Regions from separate parts of the Homo sapiens genome. Here region 2 is linked to region 1. The links are chromatin loops, found by intact Hi-C in ENCODE. Cell type or tissue: body of pancreas. All regions are shown on one strand. Region 1 overlaps PARD3 (par-3 family cell polarity regulator). Region 2 overlaps PARD3 (par-3 family cell polarity regulator).

Region 1 (5,000 bases):
TTTGATAGCCTTTGGCACTGAAAAATGCCTAATGATTTAAGATGATTTTGTTTCTAGCCATATTGGAAAAGTATTTGCTAGATGATTCTAAGCATTAAGGCATTCACATAGGGGTGATATCGGACAAACTCATCTTTCTAGTCCAGGCCAGTAAGACCAGCCCCAAAATTGACAGCCAGCTTGAATAGGCATGGCAAATTAAGCAGAATATAAATATCAGCCACTGAGGCTAATGTTTATTTTTAAATTCCACAAGAAACAAATAATATTGTGATGACATTATTAAGGATAACACATCATGCTAAGCTCCATTCTCCTCCGTGCAGCCTGAAGGAGAAACCATCTGCTGCTTTAATGTTCCAAAGTTACATAAAGGGGAATGAGAAGAAGGGATGTTCTTAAACTAGGGGAAGAGGAGGTGCAGTACACTAATGGTGCATGTCTCCTGCTCAGCCTTTAACTTCCTGCATGGAGTGAGGATGGATACGGATTGTCCTCAAGCGGCCTGAAATGGTCAAGGTGGAAAAATAAGCAAGACAGTAACTACCACGGGTTCGTAAATGCAAGAAAAAAACAGCTAAGCAACAAATAATTCCTCATCTGCAACAACTACAAATGAAAACCATCAAGACTCCAGGACTATGTGCCGAGACAAGCCTCTTTTCTGGCAAATGTCTTGACCTTATCAAAAAAGCTCAGTAAATTTCTTGGCCTTATCAAAAAAGTTCTGTGGTTACTAGCATAAAAATACCTTCCTCTGGAGAACCCTTCTCTTTTCATTATAGTATTGTCTATCATGAGATTTTGTGGGTGCTCTCTACCTGATATAACCTGCTCAGTGCAACTGAATCATAGTCACTGCATCATATCAAAGTTTTGAACTAGGAGTCAGTCATCTATCACAGTTCACATCCATGTGAGTAGCTTCAAGAGAGTTCAAAATCCAGGAAGAGCAGAGAGAGGAAGATGAAAAACAGACGTCTCTCCTCCTCCAAACCTGGCTCTATAGCATTATTCTGACTCCCACAATATATATATTCAAACACAGGAAGAAGAAAACACTCCAAAGCCTTTTATCTTCAAAGATATATCTTATGGTACATATTTAATTTTCATTGATAAGCAAAAGAAGAAAAACTTGGCCAGGCACAGTGGCTCATGCCTATAATCACAGTACTTTTGGATGCTGCAGTGGGAAGATCGCTTGAGCCCAGGAGTTCAAGACCAGGCTGGGCAACATAGCAAAACCCCGTCTCTACTAAAAATTTTTAAAAGTTTGATTTTTTTTTTTAAGAGAAACTTATTTGCATAATAGGACCTTCTCAAAGCAAAGATAGATTGGGTATTAATTCATTTCCATTCCATTCATTCATTCATTCAACAAATGTTTACTGAATGCTTATGAGCATTGTTCTAGGACATGGGGATACAGCAGTGAACAGAACAGATTAAAACAGGTGGGAATGTAAATTAGTACAAACTCTATGAAAAACAGCATGGAGATTTCCCAAAGAACTAAAATTACAACTACCATTTGATCCAGCAATCCCACTACTAGGTATCTACCCAAAGGAAAAGAAGTCATTATATCAAAAAGATACCTGCACTCATATATGTATCTCAGCACTAGTCACAATAGCAAAGATAGGGAATCAACCTAAGTGTCCAACAACAGATGACTAGATAAAAGAAAATGTGGTATACAGACACAATAGAATACTATTCAGCCATAAAAAAGAATGAAATCATGTCTTGCAGCAATATTGATGGAACTGGAGGCCATTATCCAAAGTGAAACAACTCAGAAAGTCAAATACCACACGTTCTCACTTATAAATGGGAGCTAAATAATGTATACACACGGACACAGAGTGTGGAATGATAGACGGTGGAGACTCAGGAGGATGGGAGGGGGTGAAGGATGGGAAAGTACTTAATGGGTACAGCAACATATTGAATGATGGTTAAAAGCCAAGAATTCACCACCACACAATATATCCATGTAACGAAACTGCACTTGTATTCCTTACGTTTACACAATTTTAAAAACATTAAAAAAAAACAGAAAAAATTACCTTACCTACTAACAAAATTATGCACCGTAAGAGAGAAGCAGGTGATAATTTGCTTGCAACAAATGAAAAGGAACTGGACCCTTCTCACAAAATACTGATTTTCACATAATTTAATGACTTGATGTTCTGAGTATCTGCATTAAAATGTGATTTAAAAAAAAATTTAAGGTATCTGACACCTCACATGGTCCTCTAACATAGGTACAAAAACATATTCCAAAAGGATGTATTTAAAATTTGGCTTTCAATCCTATGATAAAAGTAAAATTCTACTAGGAAGAATAAAAATATAGTACTCTTTGACAAAGCTACACCTATGTGTCTAAAAGATTTATAGTGAAAAGGTCATTCAAAGTTAGATAACCAGAAAATGGCTAACACGAACAAAGTCACAGGTTATGTTAGCAGGGCTGAGAGATTCTTTATTAGTAACCAGGTTAAAGACTTGTATATTGACTTTTTAATTTTGACCCCAAAGCAGGTGGCTTATCCGTGCTCTTATCACGTATAAAGACCATCTCTCTGGCCTGGGAATCTGAGCAGCATTTGGCGGCTAGCCTCCCAACTCCATGCACACGCACCTCTGTGCAGCTGCAGGTGCTTCCTCAGAACTTGAGAAGCCTCAAAACACAAGGGACGCCTTCACGAAAGCTGACACCAATACCAGCCAGCGCGTGCACACCGGCTCGCCAGGCCGCCGCTGGCTCTCAGGCAGGTGATCTGCACCACTATGCTTCTGATTTCTTACTGGGGTGAGCACAGGGCATATGCTCAAATGCCACTGGCTTCTTTCTCAAATCTGTCACTAAACAGTTCTATTATCTTCATATCGCCTGGTGCTCTAGACTTCAGTTTCTTCACCTGGCAATGTTTAGGCTGGATTCACTTTGGGACCTTTGCGGGAGGAAGTGAGGGTACCTGACTAGCCCCAACCCCATCCCACTACCACTGGAGATTCTGATTCAGCGAGTCCTGAGTGGTTTCTGGGCATCTATGGGGTGGGATGTATGAGTGTGTGCATGTTTTAGAGTATCTATAAGCACCTAGTGAAACCATGGTTAAGAAATCCTACACTAAATGACAAAGTCAAATCAAGCTGTAAGAATTCAGGGTCCAATCCAATTCCATCCGTGAACAGTTGCAATCCCTTCCCTTGATCAAAGAACTTTGTTGTTGGTTTTGTTTATGCTTTCAATCTTGTTTTTAAGACACAAACAGGGAAGGAACTTGGATCATCATCAACCTGAAGTTGTGTGTACCTGAACCTCCCAGAAAAGACAAGAATACATTTCTACCTCCTCATTTTACAACTGATTACTTCAGCAACACATCGGCGGCCATCAAGTTTTACTAAATTGAGACCAGACCAACTCCAGAGTCATCGGACAGAGGCAGATGAGGTAGCATCTGGCTAGAGAGATGGCGGGCACCTGTCAATGGCTGCTCTTGCAAAAGTTACTGAGACTCGCAGTAAGAATTACAGCCTTCAAATCAAAAGAAATAAGCGTTTAGGCTGCAACACACAGCATAAGACAGTTGCTGTGGGACTTTGCCTGTGAATATAATTTCTGTTGCAATGTCATGGTTCCAATGGAAGTGGAGAAGCATTATAAAGAAATAGTTAACTGCTTTCTGCTTTTAAGAAACAGGTTTGAGTCAGGTAACCCAAATATATCGATAGATATTCTAACGATATAAAATGTTGATTTTGGTAGGGAAAAATAAAGTGATGCACGCAAGTCAAACTTTCCCATTAAATAGGATGCATTTAAAACCTCCTTCCTCAAGTAACACATTCATCTAGGCCACAACGTTGAAATCTTAATTTTAAAAAAACTTTAAAATTCTTTGGCATTTCATATTAAAACATAGTGGTAAAAAAACTAAGAAATCTTATATGCATCACAGCAATGAATACAATCTTTCAAACTGCAGAAGAAAATTAAAATCAAGAAAAATACCAAGGAGTTGCTATCACCATACAAGGCTACAAGATAAATTTAAACATCAAGAAAAGCAGAAACTGAAAGGGGTAAAATGCTTGCCAAAATAAGATTATATGTATTTCCACATCAGGGAGAATTCTTTTCACAGTTAATGTAAGTTGTTCTATCTATCGCAAAGATCAGCATTAACTGTACAATCTGTACTTCTGCAAGAATTCAGAAGTAGCACTCCTAAGGTAAAAAAGAAGTAGGTCATGAATTACAAAAACATGCTTTACAGTTTTAAAGATATAACTCTAGATTTACATATCACAAAAAACTGGGTTTAGTTACATATGATTTTTATTCAAAAGGATAACCTTGGAGGCCAAGGTGTGAGGATTGCTGGAGGACAGGCATTCAAGATCAGCCTGGGCAACATAGGGAGACCCCATCTGTACAAAAAGTGAAAAATTAGCCAGGTATGATGGTGCATGCCTGTCAGCTACTGGGAGACTGAGGCAGAAGGATCACCCGAGCCCAGGAGTTCGAGGCTGCAGTGAGCCATGATGACGCTACTACACTCCAGCCTGGGTGACAGAGGAGGATTCTGTTTTTTCAAAAAAGAATAACCTCTCTCCCTTTCACGACTGCCATTAGTATTTATGCATAATTTTCATCTTTCTCACCCACAATTAAGATCGAGTACAACCCTGAAAACTTTTAAAGCACAAATTAACATAAATTACAGTGCAGCTGGTTCACAACCCAAAAAGGTAAACAAAAAATTTACCACCAGCTGAGCACCCACTCATTCTAACCAAGCAGCTACAGGTTCCCAGGCAGCATGCTCCATTCATTCTGATCTTACAGAAACAGCTCCTCGCTGTGATCATGTAATCATGTAACTAACAGTTCTCAATATGTACCGTGTTTCCTAACTTTAACTGCATTATATCCACTTTGTATTAATAAACACATGAACGGCCCAGTGCATTGG
Region 2 (5,000 bases), 120 kb after region 1:
GTTTCTAGACTGTAATGGGATTACTTGTGGTGTTCTCAAAGGACAAAATCCAATAAAACAAATTGTAGAGTGTATGTGTTTAAATAAAACACGCTCACACATTGTCTTCTACTTCCTCTGCTGGCACTAATTTACCAATCAGTCTGATCCCCAGGGAGGCATGAACAGTAATGACGCTGATGCAGAAACAAGAGGAAAAAATATGCTAAAATTATTTCACTGGGAACAGCACTGAGCAGCCACAGCAGAGTAACTGAAAGTGACAGAGAATGGAAACTTAGCAACTCTGCTCTCCCCCTGATAAGGCTAGCAAGCCCAGACTGAAATCCTCCTATCCTTAGGATGCTTCTGTTAGGGCCAGAACTGCTGAAAAACCAGCATCCATGCAATGCAGAGGCTGCAAGCAAATGAGAAGCTGAAGTACCAGGAAAGAGGAAAAAAAGAATGAGTATTCTCTTTAAAATGAAGCAAAAAATAAATAAGTTATGGCTGAGTTGATAAAAAATTTTAAAAGATGAAAAGTTTTATTGTAAGATTTGTGTAAATATTCCAGCAAATGTATCCTAATGTAAGTAGGGTTTTTTCCTTAAGATTTACTAAGTCATACAAAAACTGACTGCATTTCTTTAATCTGTGAAGTTACATAAAAAAATCATTTAGTGCTTGAAAGAAACCAAAAAAATGGCCTGTGACCCAAAAATAAATTCCAAGCCTTTCCTGGAAATTCCAACAGTCAGTTATGGCCATCCCTTCCATCCCAGCCTCCTACACGCATGCACAGGGAAGCGCATGCGTGGCACGCACATGGGCTCACACACAGACACACACACTTACTGATCATTTCAGAGTATCAAAAAATACAAAATAACTCACTTGGAAAAAAAGACAAGTGCAGCCCAACTGTATTCTCAACTGCTTACTTCTCTATTCAGTTAGATAATAGGAAATATGACTGTTTCCAGTAAGAGCATTCAAAACCTGGCTAGACATAAACTATCACTGTGTAACATTCTACACTGCCCTGAGTGAGAAGCACTGACGCTTGTACCCGTCACCAACGAGCAGCAGCTACATAGGGAGCCAACAGCCAACGCAGGCAACCCTGACAGTCCCAGGTAGAAGCCACTGGCCTGAGTCTCATCACCTGCGTCCCTCTCGATGCTCCACCACACTGCTGGCAGCCGCAAAACCAAGGCTCCAAAGCTCCCCAGCATCCCACTGTGGGCAGCGTCATCACCAAGCCCGGGACCAGGCCGGGGCCTCCTCCCCAGGAAGCCGGCTCGAAGCCAACACCGAGCCCTGGATAAAGAGGACAAGCTCCTGAGCTCCTCCAAAGGATGGCTTCAGCCCTCACGAGAAGAGACAAGACGCGGGGACATGTGGCAAAGAAGGACAGTGAAAGAGCCAGGTCCCCACAGCCTCAACCCGTCAGAGCCAGGTGTGGTAGTGAGCGCCTAGAGTCCCAGTGCCTTGGGAGGCCCAGCTGTGACAATCGCCTGAGGCCAGGGATTCAAAACCCCATCTCTACAAAAAAAAATTGTTTAAATTAGTCACTGTAGTCCTAGCACTTCGAGTGGCAGAAGTGGGAGGACCACTGGAGCCCAGGAGGTCGAGGCTACAGTGAGCTGTGATTGCACCACTGCACCCTAGCTAAGGAGACACAGTCAGACCCTGCCTCGTTTAAAAAAAAAAAAAAAAATCAGGACACTGCCTGAGACCCTTCCCAGGGAGCCAAAATTATGGCTGTCACCTCCTCTGACCCAAGGGCCTACAAACTGAATGTTTTGTTACACACGGACTTCCCTCTCTGCTTCCTGCTTTTTCAACTCCACTCCAATCTCTCCTGAGCCTCCCTCGGCCACCTCCCAGGATGCATCACGTGCTCGCCTCGTGACATGCGCCCAGGTGCTCGCTTGCTCAGATATGCGCCCTGTTCCTGCCTCAGGATGCGCGCCCACGTGCTTGCCCCGGACCTGTGCACCCCTAGCTCTCCCCGGACGTGCGCCCACGTGCTCTTTGCGGAGCTCTCTGGCTCCACCCAACGCTGGGTGGGAGAAGACCTGTGGAGACAGAATAGAGTCTACAGGCTCTTCCCTGTAGGAAGAAAAGTACAAGGTCTCGCTGTGTTGCCCCGGCAGGTCTCACACTCCTGGCCTCAAGCGACGCGCCTGCCTCAGCCTCCCAAAGCACTGGGACTTCAGGCACAGGTACCGCACCCAGCACCAGCTCTCTGTTTTTCTTTACTACAGTAGCACCCATTCTCCCATTATCAACACGTCACAAACTCTACTTAGCAGAGTACAGCAAATGCTAAAATACACCTCAATATTCACTTATGTTTAATTATAAAAGATTAAAAACACCCAGAGTCACAAAGCCAGGAGTATTTCTTAATAACAGCATTAGTCGTGACTGCCCTGCAGTTCTCAAGTACACTGTTTTCCCACAAGGATACATGTCCCCCTGTTCTGTCTACCTAGGAACAAGTCGCCACCCGCTGGAGCTGCACCTGCACCCAGGAGGTCTACAGTGACCTGTGCAGCAGCAAATTTGGCAGCAGAAAGCAGAGGACTCCAGGCACTGCTCATGCCTACAGGCTGCTGGGTGAACACCCTCGCCAAAGAAGGAGACTGCAGAAATCCTCCTTGATGGTATCAGCTCACTCGCTCTTAAATGTTCATCCACTTTTAATTATTTACAACTAATAAAACATGTAATAACACGGTCAAAATTATCGGAGTAACTTCCTTTCAAAAAGCACATGTTTGTACAGTGATTCTTTATATACCTTGAATTCAACATAATCTACTTTTGCATCTCCCTGGGTTGTGGGTGGAGAATCCGCAAAGGCACCATCTGGACAATGCCTGGGGCTGCAGCAGGGACTGCAGGTGTGGGCTCCAGCAGTGGCACTTGGTGTGGCACTGAGAAGCCCAGGGTGGTGCAGTCAGCCTTGAGCCCACCTGGGGAGCCGGGGGGCCGTCGCAGAGGCCACAAAGAGCTTTCTGAACAAAAAGCACAGCTCTGGCAGCAGTGCAGATGAAAAAATGGGAGAGCCAAGAGGAGAGGGAAAAGGAGGGGCAGAGTATCCCAGGCCAGGGACAACTCACGAACACAAGGGAGCTGGAGGGCAGTAGGACTCCAGGGCAGCAGTGAGAGTCAGTTCTGCCATGATCAGGGAGAGGGAAGGAAGGGGTCGTGGCGGTAAAGAGAAGAGGGCAGGCTGGGGTCAGTTTTCAGGCTGATAAATTTGAATTCTACTTGGAAAACCACACAGAACCCATGGAGTTCTCTGTACTAGTCAGGGATATAAAAGCCATCCTTAGAAAGTTTACTCTGGGAAGGCTGGGCACGGTGCCTCACACCTGTAATCCCGGCACTTTGGGAGGCCAAGGCAGCCAGATCACCTGAGGTCAGGAGTTTGAGACCAGCCTGACCAACATGGAGAAACCCCATCTCTACTAAAAATGCAAAATTAGCTGGGCGTGGTGGCACACGCCTATAATCCCTGCTACTTGGGAGTCTGAGGCAGGAGAATTGCTTGAACCTGGGAGGCGGAGGTTGCAGTGAGCCAAGACTGCGCCATTGCCTGGGCAACAAGAGTGAAACTCCATCTCAAAAAAAAAAAAAAAATTTTACTCTGGGGAAACATGAAGGGTGGATCACTTCACATAAGAATGCAATATTCATGAACCAGGAGATAATCCATAACAAATGGTGCCTGAAAAACTGTTTATCCCCTGATACCTTCAATTAGAGGTAAAGTATCTCATTTTAAGAAAAATGGAATGTATTTAAGTAATACCACATTTACAGTCGACTTGCACCTTACTCAAAGGATAAGCTCTAAACAGCAAAGGTAAGCAAACTCAACATATGGTTGAATTATACTTGAAAACTCCATTCAATCTCCCGTAAGTACAAAGAGACACTCCCACAGTCAGCGGGGGGTGGGGGTTGGGGGGACTCATGAACAGATATCACAAGGGGACAAGGGTTTCCACTTGCAGTGTCACCCTCAGTCCTGGCCATATACTCAGTACAGGGATGGCCACATAACCACCTATACCCTTTCCACTGTATTTTTCTGCCTCTGCTGAGGATGTAGACTTTTTAATCTACTACAGACATCCCTGCAATGCCATACCTCTAAAACTTCTCCCCCAAAGAATTTCACTTCAGAAAAATAACTGACTCTTCTTCAAATATGACATCTCTTTGATAAATAGTATATTATGTATTACCAGGCACACAAAAGTTAATTTCTATCATTTTCCAAAATCTTATCTAAGAAAGGCAGATTCACAGAAGTTCTATCAGTAAACAGATCACTACAAGAACTGCCTTCTGAACACTGTTCATTAGTAGAATGATGAAATTACTGCATTCCCACCTCTGTGTATGAACTTGGGGGTACTACTGCTTATGGACTTCACAGTATATTCCCATAAAGAAATGAGTGGAACCACCACTTTGAACCTCTTAGAAGATGCCACATAAACCTAAGATGTTATTATCATTATCTCTTTCTACCACATAGCCTGGGAAAGTTGTTAGATCTTTGGGCTCATGAAATATGAACACAAACTACTTCTTAAGTTTGTCAGCTTCAAAAGTTCAGGACATACATTTTATTGCCCTTGCCCAGATCAAGAAAAAGATGACTTTGAAACATGACACATAACAATAAAAAAAAATGTTTGATGTTATATGTGATACACACGCATATGCGCACATACACACGTATCTATGGCAGAATAAAGATGACCACAAGGCCTTGGACACTCCTCACACTGACAAGTGGAGTCTGCATGCCCTGCCCTGAACCTAGGCAGGCTTACTGACTAATTTGGCAAATAGAATACAGGGACAATAAAGCTGTGCTGTCTTCCAGGTCTAAAACTTGAGAGAGTGACAGCTGCTTCTTCCTGACTCTTGGGATACTGTCCAGGAGCCCTGAGCCACAGTACAAGAAGTCCAACCATCCGGAAGCCTCTATG

The links. Peaks named below come from ENCODE experiments on the same cell type or tissue, not always from the same donor. Only the 100,000 strongest peaks of a DNase experiment are listed, where the experiment ranks them.
Region 2: a loop joins it to region 1, with 2.0 times the contacts of the local background. A loop is called at or near these places in 4 of 110 quality-filtered maps.

Annotation. Positions count from the first base shown.
Region 1 is chr10:34,667,551-34,672,550 of GRCh38, forward strand. All of the region lies in intron 2 of PARD3 (par-3 family cell polarity regulator), which reads right to left. Among named protein-coding and RNA genes, the nearest start is that of PARD3, 150 kb to the right of the region's middle. In body of pancreas, no CTCF peak of the experiment used is centred here; a DNase peak (open chromatin) is centred at 2,741.
Region 2 is chr10:34,790,162-34,795,161 of GRCh38, forward strand. The region is part of intron 1 of PARD3 (par-3 family cell polarity regulator); the gene reads right to left. Among named protein-coding and RNA genes, the nearest start is that of PARD3, 23 kb to the right of the region's middle. RefSeq lists enhancers at 2,125-2,827, 2,828-3,530. In body of pancreas, a CTCF peak has its summit at 2,020; DNase peaks (open chromatin) are centred at 1,910 and 2,520; H3K27ac peaks cover 2,083 bases.